2 separate regions of the Homo sapiens genome follow, and region 2 is linked to region 1. The links are chromatin loops, found by intact Hi-C in ENCODE. Cell type or tissue: heart left ventricle. All regions are shown on one strand. Each heading gives the region's core, and the rest is flanking DNA. Links, peaks and the distances in the headings are about the cores only.

What was found. Hi-C counts contacts between places; a loop is a spot of excess contacts. Peaks named below come from ENCODE experiments on the same cell type or tissue, not always from the same donor. Only the 100,000 strongest peaks of a DNase experiment are listed, where the experiment ranks them.
Region 2: a loop joins it to region 1, with 6 times the contacts of the local background. A loop is called at or near these places in 10 of 110 quality-filtered maps.

The regions. Positions count from the first base shown.
Region 1 is chr6:157,182,233-157,187,613 of GRCh38, reverse strand. ARID1B (AT-rich interaction domain 1B) reads right to left here. Exons shown (of 20, transcript NM_001374828.1): 13 at 3,179-3,383. Among named protein-coding and RNA genes, the nearest start is that of TMEM242, 140 kb to the left of the region's middle. RefSeq lists enhancers at 671-1,171, 1,172-1,672 and a silencer at 3,625-3,919. In heart left ventricle, for the core only: a CTCF peak has its summit at 3,175 (motif pointing right); a DNase peak (open chromatin) is centred at 3,193; H3K4me3 peaks cover 239 bases; H3K27ac peaks cover 414 bases.
Region 2 is chr6:155,324,648-155,330,028 of GRCh38, reverse strand. No RefSeq gene overlaps it. Among named protein-coding and RNA genes, the nearest start is that of TFB1M, 13 kb to the right of the region's middle. In heart left ventricle, for the core only: a CTCF peak has its summit at 2,334 (motif pointing left); no DNase peak of the experiment used is centred there.

The DNA of each region.
Region 1 (5,381 bases), core at 238-5,237:
TTAAGTACATTCACACACTTCAGACAGCATGGCCAGGCTCCTAGCTGGGAAGATAATTTACCCGGCACGAACCTGGTGCCCTAGTTCTGGCGGGGTTGAGCGAAGTAGGGTGGGGAGAAGGAATAGCTGATATGTCCCAGGTCTACAGTGACTAGAGGTCAACCAGAGGGCACCTCTGTTTATAACCTGAGTCCCTTTCTCATTTATCTTCCACTGAGGATTCCCTAGTTGGATCCATGACAGGTTTTGTGACATCACCTGTCAGCTAATAATAGAAATTCAGTCAGCCACCTGCCAGCCAAGATGGATGGGTTTTTGGTTACAGACTTATTAACCGAATGTGGAGCTCCATGCCCCACCCCTGCCCCACTTCTCCCAGCCTGGTCCCTTCCATTCCCCTCCCCATCTCCAGCTTACAGGCTGGGGAGGTGCTTCCTACAGCGCTCATTGGAACTCCCCCACAACCTTTTCTAGATGCTTTATAACAAGATCGCCACTGGCACCTTAAAGACACAAACCACACCCCATGGCCTTGCCTTGGTTCACCTGGGAGTCTCAATCACTGACTTGCTCTGGTGGCTGGAAGACAGGAACCCAGACATCCGGTGTGAGAAGCCACACAGCCACTTGGCAGTGATATGTGGGGTGCAGCCCCAGGGGCCAAGGGGCTTATGCCTCCCAGAGGCTGACAGAATTGAAGCCTAGAGCTGTATTAGCACCCCAAATTGAAACCTGACTAGAGACAGATGACTTAGAGTGCTCTTAGAATACAGTCAAAAGACTTAGGATTTTAGCTGGTTCAGAGCAACCATTGGGTGAAAAAAAATCTAAAATGTTTCTTCAGAATCTTTTAGTTTAGTTCGCCTGAATGTGCTGGTAAAAAATAAACTATAATTATGTTCTTCCAGGAAAAAGTGACTTCAAAGAACATACATTTTTACCGTAAATTTGTGTTTAAAAATCTTGTAATAAATGAGACTCTAACATGGCCAATAGTTGGGAATAATTTTATTTTCCTTTAACAACAAAAATGTTTCCAGACACTTTCCCTAATGATGGGACTGGAATCGGAGAGGCCACCTGCTGTGTGGGTGGCAGTGAATCGAGAGGCTTCTGAAGACCAGGGTGCCTCTGCCTGCGACCCCCAGACGCCTGTGTGTGCCTGGAGCCCCCTGCACGCGCTCTCGGGGCTGGACGAGACCAGGAGGCTTTCCTTCCACTGCCTCCTGTGTCACAGGCCCTCGGCTCCATCTGGACTACTGAGAAGAATGTATACCAGGAGTCCATTTGCAATCCAAGCTCTTTTGTGTAGTTAAAATGATAATGTTGCCATAAAAATGACAGTTTAAAAAAGGGGAAAAGGGAACGGCTGGCTGTTAAGAGAACAGGCCCTCCACTTTCTGAAGGATCTATACGCCTCAGCAGGGCCCCCGTCCTGAAGCTGATGCACACTGGGAGAGCTATTCTCCATACACAAGTGCAGCCCATTCAGTGACACGAGTTCTTTCCTGGCAAATAAAATGTACCCTTAGATCTTTACAGACATCACCACTTTGGTCCCTACGCCCCACTGGGTTTTTATTTTGGAAAAATAGTTTCAGAGCTGTTCACAGGCAGCTTGTTTTACTCTGTGAACTGGATGTAATGTTGTGAGATTTTTAAAATTAGATTTCCCAGTTTTTAAGGGACACCTGAGTTGGTAAAGCCTTTGAATCTTTAAGGATGAGGTTAGCGAGGATTTCTACTTGTTTTTAGAGCCTACAGATGTAATTCTAGGTATATTCACTACAAGTGCACTTTGGGCCTAAAACGTATTTATGTGAGATCCCTTGATTAGCAACCTTGGATATCAGCTTTGCCATCCAGACAGCAGCTAGAGGAAATCATTAAAAATGAAATGACCTCTTTCTCTGGCTTCTATGTGTAAACATTTCACATATTACAAAGGTATTTTCAATACAGCCAGAGGTGTCTGGTGGGTATCGTGTATACTGTAGCACCAGATGCCCCAGATAAGACCTTCTACTCCCCAGCTAGTTGGCTTTGGGCAAGTACTTAGATTCCACGAGACCTTCATTTTCTCATGGATTTTAAAATAGTATCAATGTCACAGGGCTGATGTGAAAATGAAATGATAGCACTTAGAAAAGGGCCCAGCACACTGGAAGTGCTCAGGAAACATGGGCTGCCAGCCACGCTCAGAACAAGCTGTGTACAGGAGCGGTGGGTGCAGCCACATCTCATAGACAGGGACCAGGAACAGTGAGGCTAATGTGCTGAAGGTCGCTGACTGCGAGGCAGACACAGATAAGAGAATGGTCGGATCTACTGGAGTAAGGTCACCACCCAGCACTAAGGTGCCAATTTCTTCCCCTCTCTACTATTGCATTTATCAGAATATATGATTTTGTCATTTCAAATCTGAAAGCCAAACGGTAGAACGAAGGCTGGCAGGGGAGCTGAAAGGAATGGGAGGGTCTCTGTCAGTGGGGAGGAGAGGGAAGGGAGCCAGCAGGCGTCACTGATGTGGCTCGGCCTGCGAGCGTGTTGGTGGCCAGCGCTGCACCCATTCCTAAGACCCCTGACTTCCAGAACAAGGCTGCAAAAGACCACCTGTTTCCAAAACAAGGCCGTGTGGATCCTTACCACGACAGCTTGTTAAATTCCCTAGAAGTGAGAACTTGCTGGGTAGGGGACATTAGAAACGAAGCCCAGGCTTCATTTTACTAAAGTTCAAATCTGAGGATTTCCGAAAGAGGGCGGGGGAGCTCGAGCTGTCGAACCTGTAGGGTGGCATTTCCTAGAAGTGCACATGTATTCAAACTGGCCACTGGGGGATCTTTATTTTGTGTAGAGGTAGATGGAATCTTTTTGAATACTTGTATAAGCAATAAACGTATATGGCTTAGAATTCGAAAGCCTGTTTTGATTAAGGTAAAGCAAAAGAAGGGGTGCCTTCCAAGTGTCAACCAGAAATGGCCATATCCCAGATTTAATTCTCTCATCCCTTAACACTGCCAGTGGGCGTCCAATTAAATAAACAAAACGACACAGGAACCCCCCACCTCTCAAAAGTCCCAAGTTCCCTGTTGGCCTGACTGTGAAACCACCTTCCCGGAACCTCCCAGGCCAGGCGCCTGGGCTTTCCTGGGCCAGTGACTGCAGCGCCGCCACTTACCAGGAGATGGCGGCTGGAGCTTGGGCTGCTTTTTGGTGTCCCCGGTGCTGAAGACTTCCGGCGGGGGCTCCTCCCCACGTTCGATCTTGCACTCAAAGGCAAACAGGTACTGAATATACTGCTTTTTCAGGGAGCTCGCTGCACTGCTTGAGGTGCCAACGTTTAGGTTGGTTGCCAGCTCACGCCACTTCTTGTTTTTATTAACCTAGTGAAAAACACGGCAGGATCATTGGTTTGCAACAAAGTGGCTTGTTTAAAGCCAGGAGACAAAAAAAGCACTTAATGTCTTGGTTGACTTTTCTTCATTTGCCTCTTTTAACTAATGCTCATTACTCCCACTCAGCAGTGCATAGGCAGCATTTACAGTTATAAAACCATTAGGGAACCTGCTGATGGCAACAGAAAAAGCACTGCTCGGAGGTCCTTCTGCCCGCCACATCTCCCAACGCCTCACGCTCATCCCACTGCACCTCCAATTAAGGAAAAAGGGCATCTCAAAACATTTAAAAAGCAACAACGGCACTATTTTCCAAGTTAGGTTTTTGGGCACTGATGTGAAAGTGCTCATTCCAGCAGCTGCAAGCCCTCAGAAGTGGGCCTGTGATTCTGGGCCGTACCCATCCCCTCACCCCAAGACTGCTTGGGGTGTCAGGCAAAAGCAAAAGCAGCACCTCGTGCAAAGGCAAATGAGCCCCTGGACCAACGGCCCCCAACTTAAAAAGCATGATGCGATGCCACTGGCCACCAGCCCTGCTGACGGGGCAGGTGCACACCTTCCTGTGCGGTGCTCTTACTCAAGGAGGCTTAAAGGGCTGGAGACAACACAGTCGCAAAAGGAGGAGAAAGAAAGAGAACTCCTGAAATGTGACGTCAAGATCCGAGGCATTATTTTAACCTTTTGATTCCCACTTGGGAACAGGTTATGAAAGGTTAAACGGTTAAACACATGGATGAAACATGAGGATTTGCAAATAACTTGGGGAAGGTTTTGCCTTTTGATGTCTCCTGCGTTGTGTGGCAAGGGAGGAGGTAAGGGGACAGTGGTTTTTAATGAAATATTAAATTTCTGGGTTCAAACTTTCTCACACGGCTCTTCTGTCCATTTACTTAGTACTCGGTGGTGTATAATAAATTGTGGATGCTCCCGGAGATGCCCACCGCCCTCTTTTGGCACTGAATGCAGGGCTGCAAACTGTGGGTCTTCAGGTTACTTCAGAAATGGCAAGCTGGGCGCTGCTCAGTGTGACCTAAGAAGGAAGGCTGGGAGCTGAGCTTTGTGTGGTGGCAGCACCTGCTCCCAACCACATCTGATGCCCACAAGGTACACAGCATGATGGGGTGGGGACAAAGATGCAACCCAGCTACATTCCAGCAACCCTCATTATAAGCCCGCGGAGAGTCTCATGACAGACCCAGCCTGGTTATATATACTGTGGACACAGTCACAGTAAGGAAGTAGCCAGACACTATCTACTCTGTGCTGGCTGATAAAATCTAATCGTTTGAGCAGTCTTGGTGATTCTAAAAAATCCATGTCAGAAGAGGCTAGGTGCAGGGGAGAAAGGTCAGGGGAGTCCAGGGGCAGAAGGCAAAGGAGCCCAGGTGCAGAGGGGAAAGGTCAGGGAGTCCAGGTCAGAGAGAGGCGTGTCTCAATCATTCTCTTTGCTGACCATCACTCACACGTGGTATCACACGACTTAGCAGCTGGTTATGCAGCGTCATGGGCAAGCTCTAATTCTTTCTGTCACAGGTCTCAGTTCCCCCATGGAATGGATTAGGCACCTAGTGGGAAGGCTAAGCACAAAGAAGGCCTCCCCTTTCTCCCCCGAGACGCAGCACTGAGACCACGGTAGGCCGTCAGTGACACCTGCAGGGCAGATGACTTGCCCTTGGATAGTTAGTGACCCCCGCCACCTTGGTGGGGCGCAGGGCGCCTGATTCTGACTGCCTGTTAGATTACCTTGGGCACAGAAGGTTTCATTTCATTGATGTCGGGTGGTAGCCCAGGTACTGACAGCTTTGAAAAGCTGCCCAGGCCATTCTAATGCATAGCTGGACTCCAGAACCAGTGGCAAATGGGAAGAGTATGTGTCTGGAGTCAGACAGACCTGGCCCCACCAACTACCCTGTGAGTGTCCCTGGGCTACAGCATTATTCTATTTTTTAAAAAATATATTATTTTTTATTGAGACAGGGTCTTGCT
Region 2 (5,381 bases), core at 139-5,138, 1.9 Mb after region 1:
TGAGCAAATTACTTAAACTTTCCCAAAAAAAAAAAAAAACAGTGTGGGGGAACAATACTGCCTCAAAGGTTTTTGGCAGGCTTAATCAGCTATGTAAAGCACTAAACAGAATAGGCTCATTTACTCGATACATGGTAGCTATTCCTGCTGTTATTCCCTACAATATGCTGTGGGCCGTCAGAATTTGTCCTCATTTTAAAATTGTTTCTAGTCTCGTAAAAAGGGAAAACATTCACACAAATAATTAAAACACTATAGGATAAGAGTCTATCACACTAGCCAACAGGAGGCCTGACCTAACAGGCTTTGGCCTTCGCAAATGTGAAGTCGCCGACATTCAGGATACCTTCTATCATCTCTCCTTTAGGGACCATCAGGATCCTGCTGCTTGGATCACAAGCATGGCATTATCAAGAGATTGGCTCAAACACCATCTCCTCAGTGTAGACCTTCGTGATGCTGCCAAGAAGAATTAACACCTTTTTCATCCCATGTCCTCCAGCAGTGTGTGTCTGTGTGTGTCCCTATTAAGAAATTGAAGTTCCTCAAAGGCAAGAATCATGTTTTTCATTTCTATATTCCTAACCAAATCAACTACAATAAATGCCCAAATAAGTTTCATTGAATGAATGAATGAATGAATGAATGAATGAAAAGGAAATTAAAATTACACACACAACAGTGGATATGTAGAAAAGACAAGCACAGCAAGAGCAACTAGGCTGCCCAGGGAGGCAGTATGCAAGTCCAGAACCTAGCTTATGTTCAGAGGGCTTTCAAAAGACAGATCAAAGGAAGTGGAGCCTGGGCAAGAGGCAGCCCTAGTCTGTTTACTCTTCAGTCACTTTGTAACTTACCTGCTGCCCCCACCCCAGGTCTGCTTTGACATGAGATCTTTAAATGTTGAGGTGGGAAGGGGGGAATCGCTTAACTGCTATCTGATTCTTCATCTGTAAAATAAAGCTACTGACACTGACCTTCCTCATAGAGCTATTGTGTGGGATAATTAATTAATAATTGCAGAATCCTTTAAGAGTATAAAGTGCAACATAAATGCTAAGCATAATTTCCACACAGTCTCTGCTGGCTCTTCTCAAGCACATTCCGGCGGCCTCGGGGTCTTTGATCTGCTGTTATCACCTGCAATAGAGCAAACAATGCCTTTGTATCATTAAGCAAATACATAATGAATGGTATTCATTGTTAAAGGTTACTTAGCAATATAACTTTTTTTTTGCCTTTTGAATGGGAACATCCACCGGTGAGAGGATTACGTAAGCTAATAGCTAATGTATCAAAGGAAAGGAGAGAAAAGAAACAGCCATGGCAACCAGAGCAATAGGGCCCAGGCTTTGGCCCTCAGAAGAAACCTGTATCCACCTAGCAAAAGGAGGATAAGGACTAACTGGGAGAAAACCAGAGGGGATGGTGAACAGAAAAGTCAACAACAGGAAATGGCAGACTGTGGCCTAGTCATCCTCTGGCTGTCAGATCTCGGCTTATTGCATGAGACATAATCTGCCATCTTCAGGAGTGTGAACCTGGTCCTCTTCGAGTCTCTGGGTTCTTCCCTTCATGCCGAGTGGTGCTTTGGTGGGAAAATTGTGTTTTTCTTTGAATATAACCTTTTCTAGAGATAGAGGTGGGCGGCACTATGATCAGAGAACCTTTATCCTCTGCATTCCTCCCAATGCTCGGCTCTTCCCCGAGAAATGGCCCTCAACCCAATGCAGGGGCAATGGCTAGCCCCAGGAACAATCATCCCAAGATTCTCAAGGTAAGTGAGACAGACCACCTCCTCCCATAAAATGCAAAAAAGCTCACAACTTGTTCATTGGCTCACTTGATTTAATATCAAAAGATTGGAACAGTGTTACAATTCCCTTAAGTGTTCCTTTGAGATTTAAACAAAAGAAATAACAAATGTTTACTGATTTGGTTTGGATTGTTCAAGTTTAGACTTCAGTACTCTAGCACAGTCTTAAGGTATTTGGTAATTCTACAAGTTTAATTTTTAAATGTTAGAGTTAACTTTTATGTCATGTTTTTCAAAAACTATGTGAATTTACAATGTACTCCTCTCCCTATATTCCTTTAAATAATACCCAAAACACAACTCTCATATACCCCTCTATGTTTTACTGCCTTGGCTACAGGGATTTTATGTCTCTTATTTGGCATTGCTGTTTATTGTCACTTCCCCCATAATTCTGGTTTTTGCTGCCCTGTTTTTTTATCCTTTTGAAAGTCTTTCTTCACTATGCTAAGTCAAACTTTGAAACTCTTGGTAAATGCCATAAAATTTTTCTTAACATGGAACAAGATCGCCACCCAGTGGCCATGCTGAGCTTCACTCTATGCATTTTTCCAGATTTTTCCCCTCACACTTTTATTTATCTGGACTGCAGAACAGAGGTGTCCTTAAAGAATAGCCCAGCCCCTTCATTTTTCTGAGGAGAAAACTGAAGGTCAGAAAGGTTAACATTTGGTCAAGTCCACAATACCACAATAAGACCCATGCCTTAGGCCAGGCTTCAGTCCTCATGTTTTCAAGGACTACCTCAGAACTGGAGGTGACCTTCAGGATCAGCCAATCCAAGCCCTCTAACATACAGATGAGGACACTGAGGCACAGAGAAGAAAAATGGCTTCTCAAGATTTATGGAGCTGACTAAATGGGACAAAATTAACACTTAGCCTGATGTTCATTCTCCTACTTAGACCAATCTCATTTTAAATATTTTATTTTCCCCCTTGGATTATCATAATTCCAGCCTTTAATAGGTGACCATAGTAGATGAGCATAAAATGGTCAGCCCTTGCCTTCCTCAAAATGAATAAAGTTATGTAATGGGAACCGTCAGAAAGGTAAAATTCATTCTCATTAATGAACTGTTCATTGTTGGTATATCCAAAAATATTTCACCACTTTTGTTTATACTTAGGAGGTGATAGATTTAATTAAAGGCAATTAGAAATTCTAACTATGCCTTCTTTCAGTTTAAAGAGAATACTTGGCCAGGCTTGGTGGCTCACGCCTGTAATCCCAGTACTTTGGGAGGCCGAGGCAGGCGGATCACGAGGTCAGGAGATCGAGACCATCCTGGATAACATGGTGAAACCCCGTCTCTACTGAAAATACAAAAAATTAGCCGGGCATGGTGGCGGGCACCTGTAGTCCCAGCTACTCAGGAGGCTGAGGCAGGAGAATGGCGTGAACCCGGGAGGCGGAGCTTGCAGTGAGCCGAGGTCGCGCCACTGCACTCCAGCTTGGGCGACAGAGGGAGACTCCGTCTCAAAAAAAAAAAAAAAAAAGAATACTCATCTCTGGTTCAAAATGTCTTGATTCTAGAATTTCAGTACTTGGATTTGAACACTTCCTCTGGCAAGTTAGGGATGACTTCACATTGTCCACTAACTTCAAAATCCTCTTTATGGCATGAGAAAGATCCACAACATTGAAGAGTCCTTATCACTCTAAATAATTCTGAGTTCCTAAACTCAGGTGAATAAGATTCACAGAGGGTAGCGGATGCTGCCTGGCTTTGCCCCACCCCAGATCCGTATGGTCCTCCTGAGTTCATCTGCAGCTGTGATCCAGGCAAACTGACAGCTCCCCACCTCCCCTGCTGTCTTCCATGCCTGGGGGCTTTGGAGCCTCCCCAGCTTCTGGTGGGACAATGCTGAGTTGGGCTGCACACGGTTTTTCAAAAGATCCCCTGGGATTGAGCCCCAGTTGCCCTGGAGCCCTAACATGAAACTACTCCCTAACCCCTGGAATTGGCCTTTCTCCTTTTCCCATGGCATTTTCCCGACTTCCTCACTTGTGCTTCCTGGGATTACCTCTCCAGGAGGGGCAATTAAACAAACAACCTGCATCCACACCCTTGCCTCAGGGCCTGATTTTCAGGGAATACAAACAACTGACTCTGCATTGTAGAGAAGCCCTGTTTTGCCTTGATGACACATCTAGTCTCTAATAATGGTGTCCCAAGAGGTTGTTCAGTCTGGCCTTTCTCCCTGTATACAAGCAGATTAACTAGGAAGCATGAGAAGTTGAAATGTCAGGGCCTATCACTCGAACAAGCCATTTTCAAGCCTTGGGAAGGGCTCTAGAAATCTACTCACATGGTATATGTTTTTGTAAAATTTACAAAGGCAAGACATTTTAACCCTAGTCAGTCAAGACCACTGTCTCTTTTCAGGTTGTATTCTGGTGACGGAGAGTACTTTGGGAATCTAGCTAAAGGGGAAATTGAGTTAGAAATACACATTTTAACTGAAATTTGGCAAGATGTTTCAGAACATTTCAGTAAAATAAATGTAAAATTACAGACTCCTGTTGGGAGAATATGGAGTGTTCTTTCTGCTATCTTTAAATCAAGTATTTAAAGAACTGAGAGAAAATGTCAATAAAAAAGTAATAGAGTAAGACACAAAAGCAACAGAGTGAGCAATAAAATCAATAGAAATTATTTCAATATCAAGAAGTAAATTGCAACAAAAACATTCAGCATATCAAATGCAGTCAGAAGAATAGAGTAAAAATAATGATAGGCTTATGGATTATTTGATAACACAATTAATAAACACAAGTGAGTCATGTGAATACACTGGAAAAAATTAAATACCCCAATTTTTTGACACCAAATATTGATATCAATGAATAAAATATAAACTCAAAATACATCACCACAATGAGTACACCTATGACAAACTGGTTAATGACTGTCATTAATTCAAAGTACTCAACATAGGATAGTGCACTAGAAAGCTTGAAATGCCTTGAAAACAAACAGATCATATGTGCCAAAAACTTAATAGAGGTTTCCAAATTTGAGAACAGTCCTAACAATTTACATGACATTGTCAACTATGAGTTGTGAAAGCTATATGAAATGTTTCTAAATTATCAAAAATAAAAAACAAACTGTAATCCATCATGGTAGAAGAAAGACTAAATTATCTTTCTATTCTCTCTATGGAATGTTATTCCTAAAACATTATCATATGAAGATGAAACTAAAGAATTTGCTTTCAGAAATGGAAGGGAAAAATTATCAAAGAAGTCTGAAAGTAGGAAATTCGATTAAATATTAGGCTAAATAAAATAAAATGTATTCATTTACTTTTAAAATAAAAAATATTCTATTACTTTTCAGGATGTTGTTTTTTGTGCTGTTTGTCATTAAGTATCTGTCATTTCTTGTCAGTCCTTTTCTTAGTCCAAATAAATGGTTTTGATACTTAATTTTACATTTATAATGTGGTATTCTTTTCTTAAAGAAAGCCTCCTAAATTATATAAGCTTCCAGGACCATTTCTTCCCAAAGCTTCCTCTAACAGTGAAGGCCCTTTTTCCTGTAACAAAAAAAAAGAAG